Linked DNA regions of Mus musculus: region 2 is linked to region 1. The links are chromatin loops, found by intact Hi-C in ENCODE. Cell type or tissue: gastrocnemius. All regions are shown on one strand. Each heading gives the region's core, and the rest is flanking DNA. Links, peaks and the distances in the headings are about the cores only.

What was found. A loop is a pair of places that touch in the nucleus more often than their neighbours do. Peaks named below come from ENCODE experiments on the same cell type or tissue, not always from the same donor. Only the 100,000 strongest peaks of a DNase experiment are listed, where the experiment ranks them.
Region 2: a loop joins it to region 1, with 3 times the contacts of the local background. A loop is called at or near these places in 5 of 42 quality-filtered maps.

What each region holds. Positions count from the first base shown.
Region 1 is chr12:16,649,533-16,657,731 of GRCm38, reverse strand. It overlaps Ntsr2 (neurotensin receptor 2), which reads right to left and starts at 4,262. Exons shown (of 4, transcript NM_008747.2): 1 at 3,609-4,262; 2 at 862-1,135. The coding sequence starts at 4,232. It also overlaps a transcript of Lpin1 not described here. In gastrocnemius, for the core only: a CTCF peak has its summit at 3,773; DNase peaks (open chromatin) are centred at 3,837 and 4,002; H3K4me3 peaks cover 915 bases; H3K27ac peaks cover 1,338 bases.
Region 2 is chr12:16,559,741-16,567,939 of GRCm38, reverse strand. Lpin1 (lipin 1) reads left to right here. Exons shown (of 21, transcript NM_015763.4): 8 at 2,243-2,549; 9 at 3,321-3,414; 10 at 4,128-4,318; 11 at 5,484-5,577; 12 at 6,889-6,958. Among named protein-coding and RNA genes, the nearest start is that of Lpin1, 26 kb to the left of the region's middle. In gastrocnemius, for the core only: a CTCF peak has its summit at 4,353 (motif pointing left); DNase peaks (open chromatin) are centred at 4,333 and 5,061; H3K27ac peaks cover 2,732 bases.

The sequences.
Region 1 (8,199 bases), core at 1,584-6,583:
TGGGTTGGAATCTCATGGCTGGGCCCTGCACTCTGGCCCTTACAATGTCCTGGATCACTGCCACAGACCTTGAAGTTTAGGAGTACGATTTGGCCTGTATGCCAAAGAGCTATGAAGACAACAGATCTTCCAGACATTGGTTCTTGGACCGTTCTGCTCAGCGACTACAAAGTGAAGCCTGACACCTTCCTGGGCTGACTATGTGTGACTCATCACATCCAGTGCACTCAGCACTTACATCTTTTCCCACAAGATGGGGATGCTGCAAAGATCACAGATCTGCCTCATTGGATCAAAGATCACAGATCTGCCTCATTGGATCAAAGAACACAGATCTGCCTCATTGGATCCTCCCAGACTTCAGCTGGTGCCCAGATTTCAACTAGGGCAGATGGGCACTTGGAGAGACCGGTTTTCCTGTCCCTTTAAAAAGTGTTTCTTACAAGGCCAGATTGTTCTGGATCCTTACAAAGGCAAGCAAGCAAACAGATGAATGCTGTGAGCAGGAGAGGGGAGTGCTAGAGGAAAATGGGATATGGGGACCCAGCCAGTCTGAGAATCCACAATAGGCAGACTGCAGTCCTTCACTGGAACTACTTTTGGCTTTCCCACACAGCCCAACTTTCTGAAACAGAGCCAAGACCCTCCTGTGTGGGTATGCCACTCCCTGTGTGGACCTGTAATTTCATGCATAAAATTCCAGTTCTTTCTTTTAACTATCCCGTTGTGCTTTTGAGGTACAGGAAGAAGGGGGCCTAGAGAGGGGCAGTAGCTTGCCAAGGTCATCTAGCCAGGAACTGATGGACACAATCCCTGGTCCTGGGCTCCTCTCCCTCAGGGTATTGTGGTAGAGGACTTAACTGAGAACCTGGGCGCTGTGCTGGAGGCTGCGGATCTGGCTGGCATCCTTGTGTCTCACCAGGCTGGCTTGGACCCCCAGGGAGAGGGTCTTTCTCCATGTGATGAAGCCCAGGAGGCCTTCCTCACTCAGGAGCTCCAGGCGGCTGGGGATGGAGTTGACTTGGGCAGAAGCTGATGGTACCTGGGAGTAGAGGGCCACCAGGTGGTTGACAGTGATCCCATTCAGAAAAGCAGTGAGTGCCAAGGGGAGAACGAAGGAGACCAGCACGTTCACCTGTGAAGGTAATGCCGAGTGTTATGGGGGCAGCCACCAAAGGCCTATGGCTCTGGACATCAGGTTTGCTCTGTGTTAAGAATCTGCATCAACAGAAGTAGGGGGATCAACGTCCTGGAAGGCAAATCTAAGGAAAGTCTCAGAACTGCAATGCTACATTGCAAGCCCAAGGTCACAGAGAAGCCATACTTCCCTATGTACAGGAATCAAATTCTTTCCAAGGAAACAGACACATCACTGGGTGCTCAGTCTCCTCAACCCACTTTGTTCTCAGCTCTGGAAACAGGACCCTGAGTGCCCCAGCTTTTCAGCCTTTATATTCAAATGGCTCCCACTTGATAGATACTTTCATTTAAAAACAACAATCTGTGGGCTGGAGAGATGGTTCGGTGGTTAAGAGCACTTACTGCTCTTGGAAAACACCAGAGTTCTGTCCCCAACACCCACACTGGGGAGCTCACAACAGCCTGTAATTCTGGCCCTAGGGAATCTGATGTCCTCTTTCGGCCTCTGCAGGCACCTGCACTCATGTGGACATACCCATATACCCAGACGTATACACGTGATTAAAATTTAAATGAATCTTTTTTTAAAAAATCACAGTCCATTATCACACCTCAGATGTTGGGAATCAGGCCAAGAGGTTGCAATAAGTGTTAGCTCTGGGAAGTGCCTCTCAATCTACCCAGCAAGGAGAACAACAGTATCCAGAGCCATGTGGCAAAAGGGAGTCCGTGCCAGAGCTGGGTCACTATGAGTTCCCAGTGAAGTGGGGCCACCTGGACATACCCAGGGCAAAGACAGCAGAGGGAGTGGCCTGTGGGAACTTTCTCTCTACTCATTCTTTTAGTGATTTTCCTAGAGGCCAATGGGTAGCGCCTGCAGGTTGGACGTCTTATTCATATGCTTATGGAAAGACTACATGAGGACAGGATGCAGAGAGGGGAAGGGGGAAAGGCTGCATCGGGTCATGGGATAAAGCCCTCAGGTGGCCCAGGTTAGGTGCTTCAGTGGGAAGGAAAACTAGAGATCAGGTCTCTAGAGCATAAGTGGGGAAGGAGAGAAGAGGACACATAGTGAGGATCTGCTGTGCCCTATCGCTGACACCTTCATGAGGTCACATTTAATTATTTTCATGACATCTATGCCTTCTTTTTGACATCCATGCAAATCTGGGCATGTGAATGACACACACCAACAGACAAGCACTCCGTTCTGCCCCAACAGGGACAGAGAACAGAAATAGGGCCTCCTGGGAGCCAGCAAATTGATAATTCTGACTCAGTGTCCCTGTTTTCCTCACCATCCCTGTCCTGAATCCTTTTCTTAACTTGAAGTTTCTTCCAACAGTGTCCCAACTGGAACCCTTCAGTTTCCTTGGACTCCCTCCCTTCCTCCCAGATAATGGCTGAACTCTCTTTCTAGAGATGGACATGATGTTTCAAATGCCAAACTCCTTTTAAAGCAAATCCATTACCAGCAAACTATTGTTAGGCATTTGGTCCCCTTGTCCCCATTCAAGAAGAACTTGAACCAGATAGGGAAAAGGCAGCCCCGTAGGACATGGTTAAACATGGGCACAATTGGCTCTTTCCATGGTTTCTCTTGGGTGAAGAGGGAGGTGGTAAGTGAAGGACGGATGAATAGGTCCTAGACTCCTCCCTTCCTGCCCACCAGACCCAGATGATACACACAGGATGGTGCAGAGAAAAGGAGCTTTATGCCAGGCACCGCAGCCTTGTACTGTGGCAAGAGAATAGGGTGGAGAGAAAGAGGTATCAAGATTAATATGAAAGAAACCAATGGCAGAGAAAGGCTGGGGACCCTCACCAACAGCTACACATAAGAGACAAAACAGTAGAAAAAGCTCATGGATTATAAATGTGGGAGAAGGCAGGTGCTGTGCAAATGGCACATACTCTACTCCTGGCCAGTGCCCTTGAGCTTCTAACAGCTCCCTCCTCTTCTGCTCTGTATCCACTTCAGTTGTGCAAGTGTTTTTCTTCCTGACAAACCCTTCTGTTCTACCACCATATGTGTGCCCCTAGTCTAATCCATTGTTCTGGCACACCCGGACTTGAAAATCTCAAGCAATAGCTGCAAGACTCCAGTCCACACCTGGCCAGGAATTCAATGCAGAAGATATGATGGTCCAGTCATCTATGCAGCCCCTAATCCCACACATGTCCTGATGCACCAGCCAGCATGCCTTTCTGCACTTTCACATGTTTACCCTTCCAGATCCTCTGTGTGCTCACGGGTAGTGAAGGGATGCTGCTTGCACCCTTCCTTGGTCCTTTGAATATCTGGGAAGGACCCTGGAGGAGTTGCTTTAGTTTCTTTCACTACCCCAGTGTGTGTGTGTGTGTGTGTGTGTGTGTGTGTGTGTGTGTGTGTGTGTGTGTGTGTGTTAAAGGCTAACTGTAGGACATAGGTTTCCCCTTCTACTGTACCCCACTCCCCACTCCCTTACCTGGATGAAGACCTGGAGCGTGGCGCGACTTACTAGCACCGTGCACACACGCGAGGCAGGCTCAGGCTCCCCGTCGGCCCTCTCCATTTCGTGCTTCTGTCCCATGATAACCGCCATGGGCAGGGCAAGGCCCAGAGAGGCGACCCAGACTAGTGACAGCAGGCGGCGGGTGCGGCGCGGGGTGAGCAGGCGGCGGGCGCGCAGCGGCTGGCACACGGCCAGGCAGCGCTCTGCGCTCAGGCTGGCCACGCTCAGCACCGTGGCGTAGGCGCACAGCTCACGCACGAAGTAATAGCCACGACAGCCGAGATCGCCGAAGACCCAGGGGTAGTGGGACCACACGAAGTTGTAGAGCTCCATGGGCACGCTGATCAGCAGTAGCAGCAGGGCTGACAGTGCCAGGCTGAGCACGTGGTAGCGCAGGCGCCCGGGGCGACCCGCCCGCGCCTTCAGCACCACGTGCACGGACAGCGCATTGCCGGCTGTGCCAAGCGCGAAGATGAGCGAATAGAGCGCGGTGAACAGCACCTTGGCCCAGAGGCGAGTGTCCACGCCCAGCCGCGCCTCCAGGCTCAGCCCTGCACTGGGGCTGGGCCTCGGGGGCCACAGGCTGCTGGTCTCCATCTCTGTCTCGTGGTGGCCTGATCTCCCTCCCTCTCACTGCCCAGAGCCTGGGCTAGCTGCCCGGGGAGCCAGCACCACCTCCTTTCTGGGAACCTCCAAAACTGGGAGGACACGCCTCTGGAGGGAGTTCCAGAATCAGTCTTCAATCTTTCTGCCATTTGGCTCATCCAGAAAAGCACGTGTTGGTGGAAGAAGGTGGGGGAGGACATCCTTTGAGGTTCACCTGGATGGCATTGCTGGTAAGCCATGTGACCCGTGGGTAGGTTTTTAAAAGCCCTCTGTCCCCACCCCATTGCTTTTCAACTTTAAAATACTACCCATGCTGCAGAATTTCTCTAGGGATCAAATGAGTTAATTGGCAGGCAGATGCTCAAGCTACAGTACAGACAGACAGACACAATTTGAACTTCGCAACATCCCTCACCCCCGTCTGTTTGTTGTCATTTCTATGAGCAATCTGAGAAAGAGACAGCTCAGAGAAGGCTTTGCCAGGCTTCAGCAACTTTGCTCTCATTAACCTGGCTGCCTCTGTGTGATGGTTTGTATGTGCTTGGCCCAGGGAGTGGCACTATTAGAAGGCGTGGCCTTAGCCGGGCATGGTGGCATACACCTTTAATCCCAGTACTTGGGAGGCAGACGAATTTCTGAGTTCGATGCCAGTCTGGTCTACAGAGTGAGTTCCAGGACAGCCAACCCTGTCTCAGAAAAACAAAAAACAAAAAACAAAAAACAAAAAACAAAAAAAGGCATAGCCTTGTTGGAGTAGGTTTGTCACTGTGCGTGTGGGCTATAAGACCCTCATCTTAGCTGCCTGGAGGTTAGTCTTCTCATAGCAGCCTTCAGATGAAGATGTAAAACTCTCAGCTCTGCCTGTACCATGCCTGCCTGGATGCTGCCATGCTCCTGACTTGATAATAATGGACTAAACATCTGAACCTGTAAGCCAGCCCCAATTAAAAGTTGTCTTTATAAGAGTTGCCTTGGTCATGGTGTCTGTTCACAGCAGTACAACCCTAACTATGACACTCTGTCGCAGTAATAACCTCAAGAAGGTGGCCAGTGCACGCACCCTCCTGGTATCACACTGTCCCAGGATGTCACCCTCAGAGCAGAGGGACGAGTGTGTGTTAAATCTGTTAAACTGTGCGTATTTGTGAGCTCATGAAGAAATGAGAACTCTGGAGCTGGAAGACTTTTTGGATACCCATCTTCCTGTTCAGAGGAGGTCTAGTGTCTACTGGGGACAGAATTAGATTGACACCCATACCTCCGGATTCTGTTTTTCCAACCTCACAGGTTGTATGGCCCAGTGACAATCAGTTTCATCTTCTTCCAGATCCATATCCACAATGAAACTGAGATTTATTCTCCTTCTATATGGGAAGGCTTCTGAGGTGGGGAATGGACGGGGAACAACACGCACTCCATGCCTTTATCTCCAAACCAGAGTTGGAGAGATGAGCACGCAGGCAGATACAGAGAAGCACAGCGTTGCGGAGCAGAACCAAAGCCTCTCTTCCCTGAAGATGCTCTTGTCAGGTTTGTCTGAGCATCCCTGAAAGTAGCTAATACAATGCGCTTGCTCAGCTCAAACATAAGCACATCTTGAAGGGCTATATTTACTGTAAATGCCTTTATTAAACAAAACATTGGCTTTACCTCCCGAAGCTGCCAACTAACCATACTTCTACCGCAGGGACTCTTCTACCAACCCAGAGCAGACACTGTGGCTATGTAACTATAACCCATGAAATATTTCTGGATTTGCATTATGAAAGCCATTCCCTCCTGTCCCCCGTGGGACCCATTACAATGCTGGGCACTGGCTGATTCATGCATCGCTATTTGCTCAAACATACCTTATGCAGTGTAACTGCGTGTCAGTTAGCTGGTTTACAATGCCAAAAGTGAATTAAGTCTGCACCTCACCCTGAGAGACTGCTGTGCTTGTTATGATTTGAGACACAAATAACAGACCCTCCCTGGCACATTCAGAGTGTGTAATAAGGGGGCTGGACGAGAGAACTCTGTTGAAATTGCCCCCATTGTGGCCTGTGAACTGGCCGACTCTTCACCTGGAAATTCCTGTCTAACCCCAAGAAAGTTTGTGGAGTTATGTGTGGCTCTCAGAATGACCCCAGCAATGTCATCCCCACACACTAAGCTATCCCCTCAAAAGTTAGAAGAAGAAGAAATCATTCTGTGATGTCGGAGAAGTCTTGGCCTTGGCAGGGGACAAGCATGAGAAGGGTGAAATCATGGCAGAAATCATGGGTGAAATCAGTGTGCTATCCTAAAAAGTTAGAGACTTCTGCAACTGGTGATGTTCAAAATAGAACCGAGCTTTTAGGGCTGAGGACACAGACCTGAGGTGTCCCAGTGGTGGTGAGGACGGCAAGGCATGGACTCACAGATAACAGCCCTCCTGGGCACAGTCTAAGTGTCACATAAGAAGAGCTCTGGCGAATATGAGGACTCCAATTCCATCTTCAAAACCCAAGTGAGAATGCCAAATGTGGTCGCACACGCTTAAAAGCCCAGGGGTATGTTGATGGAGGCCAGATGGGAAAGAAAAGGCTGCTGGAGGTCGAGCAAGTCCCCCTAAGCCCTGCCAGATTCTAGGGGACAGAGATGGATAAGAGCTGCATGGTTCTGGCTGTAGTTTCACCCCAATGTTGAGCCCATGCTTGAGCCTCATTGGTGGTCACTTCCCTGTTCTTGGCATGCTACCTAACTGTAACTCCCCATTTAACACTACTTAATTCAATCCCGGCATCGGCAACATATAAGCCTTAAATAGCTCAATGGCTGGACCACTTCCTAACCTTCACATGGCTAGTCCACCCTCCGATATTCCCAAATTACTAAAATCTATATTACATCCTTGCTGACCTAGCCCTAGATGTGTAACCCTCTTGGGCTGTGATCTCCTGACTCCTACAAGGTGTAGGATCTATGTTCTCTGTCCTATGCCTCTCAGGTGTGGCATCTAAGTCCCTTCTCTTGGCATGGGGGATCTCTCTCTCCCTTCCTCTTTCTGTTCCTAGCCAGGAATCCTAAAAGTCCCACTTCTGTCTGCCCTGCCCAGCCATTGGCTGTCGGCATCTTTATTTACCAATCAGAACCAAATGTGGGCAGGGTCCCTCAGTGTCTTACATGTGAGACACTGCAAACAGGTTTTTGGGGGAACATAATTAGCAGAATACAAGCAGCATTAGACCAAACCCACAACACCTACCCAGTGCAAACTCCCAGCTGTCTAATCCGCAGTGAGACATGTGTCACCACGAACTCTGTCACTTTTAGCAAGTTGCCAGTGTGTGTGAAAGCCCTGTGATAGGTTTGGAACTCCGGGGACAATGGCGGAGATGCAGCCCACTCTGCCTTCCTCACAGTGCAGTGTCCAGGCATCCAGATGCACAGGCTACATGTGCTGGTCTTCTCATCAGCCTGTGGGCCAGTGCTGAACCTGACAGGTACAATCTTATCACCTGTCAGTCATGAGGTTCCTAAAATAACTTGACAGGACAAATTAAAAATAGTAAGATGAGTGGTGACCCAGATTAGCGGAAGTGTCCCGGGGAGTTGGCATTTTTTTTTCTCTTGCACTTAAAGGCCTTTCAGAACATTCAGATGTGGACAGGAGTCCATGTCGTAGTGGTGGGGTGCCTGCTGTGAACTGTGCACACCCAACCTCCTCAGGGTAAGGAAGGCCCAGGGTGTCCCTGCTGAGTGGGTAGGGACAGAGAGGCCCAGGGTGGAACCCCAATCTGACTTTATAGATCTTGTCCCTGTACAACCAGCCTAAGGTCTCTGAAGTCACCTGTCCTGCTTTGCCATGTTCTGTTTTATCACGTAAGACCAACTCTGCAAGCTCTTGTTTTGTGTGTGTGTAATCTTTCAGGGGTGCTGTAAGAACCGTAGGCTGTCATAACCAAGGGGCAGAGCTAAAGATGTCAGGGATGTC
Region 2 (8,199 bases), core at 1,331-6,330, 90 kb after region 1:
GACCGCAGTGTGCGAAGCTTGCAGCTCATCAGTGGGGAATAGTTCTAACATCTAGTTGGTGAGGTCTTGATCCTAAACCTTTGTACACCCCGGAGGAGATGGAGAAAACCTCCGTGTGGTAGAGGCCAGGAGGGTCTGGGAGGCGCATTGCCTTGGGTGTGAGTTCCCCACTGCACTTGACAGCAAGGTGATCTTGGACATGGGGAAGCCTGCATATCCTTATCAGTAAAATATATGAATAGACAGATAAGCTGAAAGAGATGGTGTGTGAAGTCACTTCCTCAAGTCTTCTCTAAAAAATATTTTGTAATGATGTACATGGTGTGCATTTGCATATAAATGCAAGCGCCCAAGGGGACCAGGAGCATTGATTCCCTGGAGCTGGAGTCCCAGGTAGTGTGCTATGATTAGGTAGCTTGGGCTACCAGATGTGGGTACTGGGAACCCAACTTACGAACCATCTCTCCAGCTCAGTATTCCCTTTCTTCCTTCTTGGGTGTGCCTCGGTTTCTCATCTTCTCACCCTGTAAAGTTCACATATACAGTTGGTAATATATATATATATACATATACATATACATATACATATACATATACATACACATATACATATACATATACATATACATACATACACACACACATATATATATACACACACATATACATACATATATATTTACATATACATTTATATATATATATAAATAAATCAGGCACACTTCCAAGAACACAGGATGACAGGATTTTGTTTCAAGACACTGTGCCTCATATTTCAGCGCATTACAGACATCTTAAATGATTTCATTTCCACCTTTAAGAATAAATCATAAAGGCTGGATATGGTGGTGCATTCTTGTAATCCCTACACTTGAGGGGGAGTCAGAGATAGGCCTGGTCTTGCAAGTTCTACATAGCAAGACCCTGTCTATGATATATCTAATACGTATGTATACACACACACACACACACACACACACACACACACACACACACACACACACACACACGTTTACATATACATTAAATCTATATCACAAGGTTCTTAGAGGATATTATGGTCCCTTGAAGTTCCGTTCAGTGCATGTAATGAGTGCATGAGTGAATGCAGAGAGTGGGTCTCTTGTGGCTGGTTATGGGTGGCTTCTTTCCCCTTCCAGGCTGTATTGCGCTTCTGTGGAGAGTTCTAATCTCTGTCTGTGAGCCTCAGGACTGGTCCAGCCAGCCATCCTAACACATCCCCCTCAGCAGTTGCTGGAGAGCTAGTGTGACAGTGCAGACCTGGCTGCTTCTGGCCAAGCAGCTCTAACTGCAGATCTACCTACCGTGGCCTGGTTCTGTCTGTGAGGGGCCCAGGGATATCAGCTAGGGAGGGCCTGCCTGTGCGCATCAGTTTTCGTTTGTCTTCCTTTTTTTGTAACTGCAGATGTCTGCATGGTAAATTCCCTCTGGTGCAAACTGATCACCACCATGTCTTCTCCAGTCCCATTTTTGGGGAGAAAGTTTAGTGAAATCTGATAGGTGTGTCTAGAGAGATGCAGGTTTTAAGTAAGCAGCTCTGTATTTGCACAGTGGGTGCATATCGATGCATCCTGATCCCAGGTCCCAGAGAGACTGCGCGTGGCCAGCAGCAGGGAGAGCCTTACCCGTTCTAGCTGCTGTCCATGCTGAGTGCCCACCCTCCTGCTCTGTGGTAACAGAGATTGCTCTTGCAGGATCCCTTCCCCACACTGTCCTGCATAGATGGGATGCATTTATTCTCATTTCTGAAGGATGTCCTACCGTGAGACCCACTTCCCGTGTGGGCGGGGGCTCCTGCTCTGCAGCAGGGATGGCCCCGTGAAGGTGCACACGAGGTAGATGGATCAGAGTTGTCATAGCCAGCAACAGTGTCCCTCCTCCTTGTCTTCGATTCAGTTTTGGACCCAAGTGTCCACAGCTCCCACCGTGCCATGCCACCCCTCCCAAAGACACTTGTGTGCTCTCTGGCTGCTCAGCCTTGGCAATGCAGGTGAAAACCTGGGACCCATGTGTTTGGGGCAGCATTTGCCACGAGAAAGAGAAGCTACCAGGGCCACGATGTTCTCTCTGCAAGCTTCGGAGATCCTGCTCTTGGGTTCTCTAGGCGGGTGCCACGGACTGTTAACTGACCTCCTGTTGTTTAACTTCCTAGCTTTTCTCTTTGCCTGGGCTTTCAGCATTCCTCAAAGCCCCCTTCCCTCTTTTGTCTCTCCTTCCTTAGTCCTCTTCTCCACACAAGATGAAAGAGTCCAGCCCCTTAGGGAGCCGGAAGACTCCTGATAAAATGAATTTTCAGGCCATTCACAGCGAGTCTTCAGATACTTTTAGTGACCAGTCGCCAACAATGGCCCGGGGACTGCTCATCCACCAGAGTAAGGCCCAGACGGAAATGCAGTTTGTGAACGAGGAGGATCTCGAGTCCTTGGGGGCGGCAGCCCCACCTTCACCCGTGGCCGAAGAGCTCAAGGCCCCATATCCCAACACCGCACAGTCGTCGAGCAAGACAGATTCCCCTTCCAGGAAGAAAGGTATGAAGCCGAGCATGGGGCTCCCCACGTACTTCCAGGCTGCACACCAGAGACACTCCAGCCTCATGCAAAGTTTCAAATATATCACAGAAGACCCAGGCCCACGGCATCTGTTGTGTTTAATCTTCAACCTGTGCTTTCTCGACTCGTGAGGAGATTGAGTGCCCCTTGTCCTAGTGTGAGGCCAGACATGCTTAGCAGTGTTAGAGATCCGTGGTTCCCAACCGTGACAGGGACAGTGATGTCTGACCAGCTTACACCGGTGCCAAGTAGTGATGACACAGCCTCACCCCAGTTAGCCAGGTAGCACTGTGCAGCACTGTGGGTTGGTATGGGCCAGCCACACAGTTCCCAGCATGAAGTGGAGAGGAAGTCTGTGAACACAGTGCCCCAGGACCCATCATGCAGCCATAGGGATGCTGTGTCTTAGAGTGTCAGCAGGGAAGTGTTCAGGCAAGGTTTTGTTGTCTGCAGCTATCAATTAAGGTAATCATAGCGACAGCTTTACTGTTGAGGGACTAAAACCCGTCAGGCCCTCTGTGGATGAGTGCTGTGATGTCACTCCCTCTGGGACGTGCAGAAGGGAGTTCTGCAGTGCACTTGTTGGCATCTCGGTGTGTGGCTCATGCGGGGAGGGGCACGGGGAAAGGGAGGGGACGGGGAGGCAGCCATGGTACTGCACTTTGGGCTCGGACGCTGTTCTTGGAGATGGAGCTCCTGAGTTGGTTTCTGGGCTAACACATTTCTGATCCATTCCATGTACTCTTTCAGATAAACGGAGCCGACACCTTGGAGCTGATGGTGTTTATCTGGACGACCTCACGGACATGGACCCTGAAGTGGCAGCCCTGTATTTCCCCAAGAAGTAAAAGTTCTTTTCATTGCTCAGACTACTTTATTTTTAGACTGGATTCAAGTCTAGGGTATCCTTGAATCGTGGTGGTCCTGCTGCCTCAACTTCTTGAGGGCTTGCATTGCAGGGTTGAGCTATCATATCACTATCTGTCATAATGGATGATACCATTTTTTGTAGTCTGAGAAGGGCCAGTTTAAGACACTCTCTCTCTCTCTCTCTCTCTCTCTCTCTCTCTCTCTCTCTCTCTGTGTGTGTGTGTGTGTGTGTGTGTGTGTAGGGACATGTGGCTGCCCTGTACCCTCTCTACAGGAATGTGAGTTCAAGGCTATTCCATGAAGGAGCCTGAGTCTGGGTTGCAGTGAGCAGTGGCCCACCATCTAAGTGAGTGAGTGAGAGAGAGAGAGACAGAGAGAGACAGAGAGAGACAGAGAGAGACAGAGAGAGGGTCCCTTTGGATATAAGGAGAGCCAGTGCTCTGGTGGGTAACAGTGGCCTCTCACACACACACTTTCACTGAGGTTTGGAGTATCACAGGAGAATGTGACAGGCCCTCCTGAGCCAGCCTTTACTTTGACGTCTATTCCGATGTGTTGATGGCAAAGCTGCCCTGAGGTGGTAGGTAGCAATTGCTCCTTTTTGGTGCAGCTGTCTGGAGGGTCATTTGGTATAATAGTCAGAGTGAGGAAGGCGGGATGCTCAGGACAGCTTCTCTCTCCTTTCAGTGGGGATCCTGGTGGGCTCCCCAAACAAGCCAGTGACAACGGAGCCAGGTCAGCCAACCAGTCACCACAGTCTGTGGGAGGCTCGGGCATCGACAGTGGTGTGGAGAGCACCTCCGACAGCCTGAGGGACCTGCCATCCATCGCCATCTCCCTCTGCGGTGGCCTCAGTGACCACAGAGAGATCACCAAAGGTACTAGGCTGTATGGGACAGCACCCTCTTGTGGCCACTGGTCAGAAGATCCGGGAGCTGAGAACTCTAGGATCAGTTCTCCAGCTCCTGGGTGAGCTGGAGAGAAAGAGGAAGGTTCACCGGTCTCTGGCCCCACACGAGTCTGGTTACAGTTAGAATTTTGTCAGGGTGCAAGGGCCTTTAGGCAGCAAGAAGGCTGTTGGGGCTGTTTATTCTCAGAGATGATCGTGAGCACAAGTGGGTGTCCCCTGTGTCCAGGGCCAGCCCTGAAGAGTGTTCAAGGCAATCCTGTTGGGGGACAGCGTAGGGGTCACATCAGTAGCTCTGTAATGTTGGGAGTGTGTGTGAAATCTCAGGTCCTAGAGGAGGGAGAGGGCGGTTGAGTCAGTTTGGGGAATTCTGGAAATGTTCCCCTCCTGGGTTCCAGAGGCTGCACTACTAGTAGGGCCTTAGTGATTTACGCACACCGTCTGCCATACTGGAAAGAAAGGTCTGGGCACCCCATGATAGGCCCAAGGCATGGCCCCACTGGGCAGGGAAGGTGAAGGAAGTCAGTGTCTTCAGCCAGACCCTCAGAGGCTCTCTGGGCCTTCTGCTCCCATAGCATTCCCACCTGGAGGGCCTGCCCTGAGCTTGGGGAGGCTGGCACCTCCAAGGATGAGCGAGAATGAGCGTGGTCAGCAGCAGGCCCTACAGGGCTCGAGCTCCCGCACTTGGCATAGGTGACAGTCATTGGCCGTGCAGCTGCCAACACTGCCCAAGGCCTCACTTTGGGCAGGATGCCGAGTGCCATCCTCCCTCACTTAAAGGACCATGATGCACATGCTAAGGGCACGGTCTCTGAGGCCTGGGAGTTCAGTCACTTGTCTCAGGTTACCACAGCGAAAGTGACTCAAGCTGGCATCCCTGGTAAACATTCTCCGCTTCTACATGCCGGCTCCACTCCCATGTTTGTTGATATCTTAATACCCCCTCCCCCCAATTAAAACATCAAGCCGGGCTCCCTCTTTCCTGTTGTATTTTGTAGGATTTGTAGGACTGTCTGTAGTGCTGTTTGTAACCTCCCAGGGAAACAACATGGGGATGAGTCTGCTGAAAATTGGCCTGTTTCTTTAAGAAACACATTTTGTGATTCCCCCCTCCTGTCCTACCGTTGCTACCACAGATGCATTTTTGGAACAAGCCGTGTCATATCAGCAATTTGCCGACAACCCTGCTATCATCGATGACCCCAACCTCGTGGTCAAGGTTGGCAATAAGTGAGTTCTTGTTGACAGTGGCACCGTGTCAGGCCTTCCGTCAGGCCTTAACAAAGTCTTTGTTAAACTTAACTGTTGCCCTTTATCATTTGGAAAATTTTATGTTCCCATGCAGCTGCTGGGTTGAGATTATTGCGAGTCTTGGGGAGTGTGTGTGTGTGTGTGTGTGTGTGTGTGTGTGTGTCGGTGTCTGTCGGTGTGTGCACGTGTATGTGTGTGTGTGTTTTATGTAAGTAAATATGTGTGGTGTGTATATATGGTGTGTCTGTGCATGTGTCATATGTATGTATGTATGTATGTATGTATGTATGTATGTATGTATGAGGAGGCCAGAGGTACACATTATCTGTCATCTTTGAGCACTCTATCTTTTTTTGTTTTTTTTTGTTTTTTTTTTGAGGCAGGGTCTCTCTGTGTAGTCCTAGCTGTCCTGGAACTATGTAGACCATGTTGGCTTCAAACTCCCTGAGATCTGCCTACCTCTGCCTCTCTAGTTGCTGGGATTAAAGGTGGTTGGCACCATACCCAGTCTCCTACCTTATTTTTGAGATGGGGTCTCCCACTGAATCTGGAACTTGCTGGTTTGGCCTGACTGGATGACAGGCAATCCCCAGGCATCCCTCTGCTTCCACACTTCCCTAGCACTGGAGTTACAGGTCTGTGTCACCAGGCTTGGCTTTTTAATGTGGGAGCTGGGGATCTGAAGTCAGAGTCTTTGAGGGCATGCACCTTACTTACTGAGCTGTCGCCCCAGCCCCATCTTGGGAATTTTAATATGTGCTTGCACCAGAAGTTGAAATTGACAGTGTCAGGGGTGGTGCCCAGACTCTGGGGCTTTGACTATCTGGTCCTATGCATAGGCACAGCTGCCCTTAAGTTTAGAGATGTTAGTTTATTGCCATCCGAGGTCTGTGGTGTGCAGTGACCTCTACTGACTGTTGGTAGACTTTCCCCACTGAGATGAGGTGACAAGTGGCTTTTTTATGTGTTGTCTCAGGAGGTTATGGAGTAGTTGCCTGTCCCTTTTCCATGGAGGTCAGTAGGTCATGGCTTGGAGCAAGGATCACAGTGGGACTTGGCTGCTGCCCAGCTAGTGGCATGTCTGTCTGTCCACCCTCACCACCTTGTCTGCTGCTGATCCTCCACCCTCACCATAGCTGTGAGGTGAACAGGAGGGAGGGAGGCATTGTGTAGACAGGATCAGTGCAGAAGTCTTGGTGAAAGGCATCACTGGGGTCCACCTGTTCTGTGACATCCCACGTGACAGTAGACATGGCCCCCTCTTCTGACACCATTTCCTTGTCTCGCTAGGTATTACAACTGGACAACAGCAGCTCCTCTACTTCTGGCGATGCAGGCTTTCCAGAAACCTTTGCCAAAGGTGAGCGCTAACATGATTAAGAAAAGGGGTTTGGGGAGGGACAGGTTAATGGGGAATCGTAGCTTGACTTGGGAAACCTGAGGCCATGGTGTCTTGATGCTCAGGAGTTCCCATGTCAGTGTTTCCGATCTCCCTCTCTTGCACCTGACCCTACTTCCCTCCCTCACCAGGGCAAGAGTTTGTAAATCATGGTAATGTAGGTTCTTGCTCCCACTCCCAACACCTAGAGTGGCACACACCAGGATGCAGAAACAAGGGAAGTTGCAGAGGGAAAGCATACTTGTGGAAAGGCAGGAGTAGACCCCGGGGCACATGCACAGGTCATGACTGTCAACAGGTGTCTCTAAGAAGCCAGTCCAGTGGCTGCTCCTCCAAGGCAGGGCTGAGGATGGGACTCGAGTAGCTCCTGGCCTGCGTATGAGAACAGGGGAGTGGCTGCAAGCCAGAGCTGGATGAGGAAGGCAGCCCTGCCAGCCCCACAGTGTTCACCTCCTTCTCCACTTGCCTAGAATTGCTCATGTCTTCTGTGTCGTCTTCCTTCTAGATTTTGGGCATGCTCTTTGGGCTGTGGAGTCACAGTTTTAGACGGGCTGGTTCCTGACAGCCAAGGCTGTTGCAGTCTGTTAGATCTTTCCCAAGTCTGAGGTTTTGGAGGTCAAATCTCACTTTGTTTAGCCTGGGTGTGCCTTTTGTGTGTGCTGTAGCTTGTGGTGGTGGCTGTGTGTTTGGTAGCCCTTTTCAGTATTGTAGCTGAGGCACAGCTTACGGATGACGAAGCCCATGGGCTGCGGAGTGCAGTCCCCGAGGGTTGTGATCTAGTGGGTTAGGGGTTCGGGGCTCTGCTAACACTGTTCCTCTAACACAGAACTGGTTTTCAATGTAGTATTTAGCCTTTGTTATGCTGTTGGTTACATAACTAGCACTTTTAAAATGGTCTTGGTGACCGTGCTTCACACATTTCCTTATATAACAGTGCCCAGAGTAGGAATGGAGGTAGGACAGACTCTTCATGCTTCATTGCTCAAAGCTTGATCACTTCTAAACTGGTTCTCGGCAGAGCAGCGGAATGAGCGTGAATGGTACAGGGCAAGTGGGGTTTTGTCTCTGGAACTGAGTGCACTCCCCCAAACCTCTCTGAATATGTTGCAGCCTGGTTCCGGACCACAGTTTGGAAGGAGGCAGTTGCTCAAGTTCAGAATCACCTTAGGGTCACCCCAGTGTCATTTGTTAGGTAGCCTGCT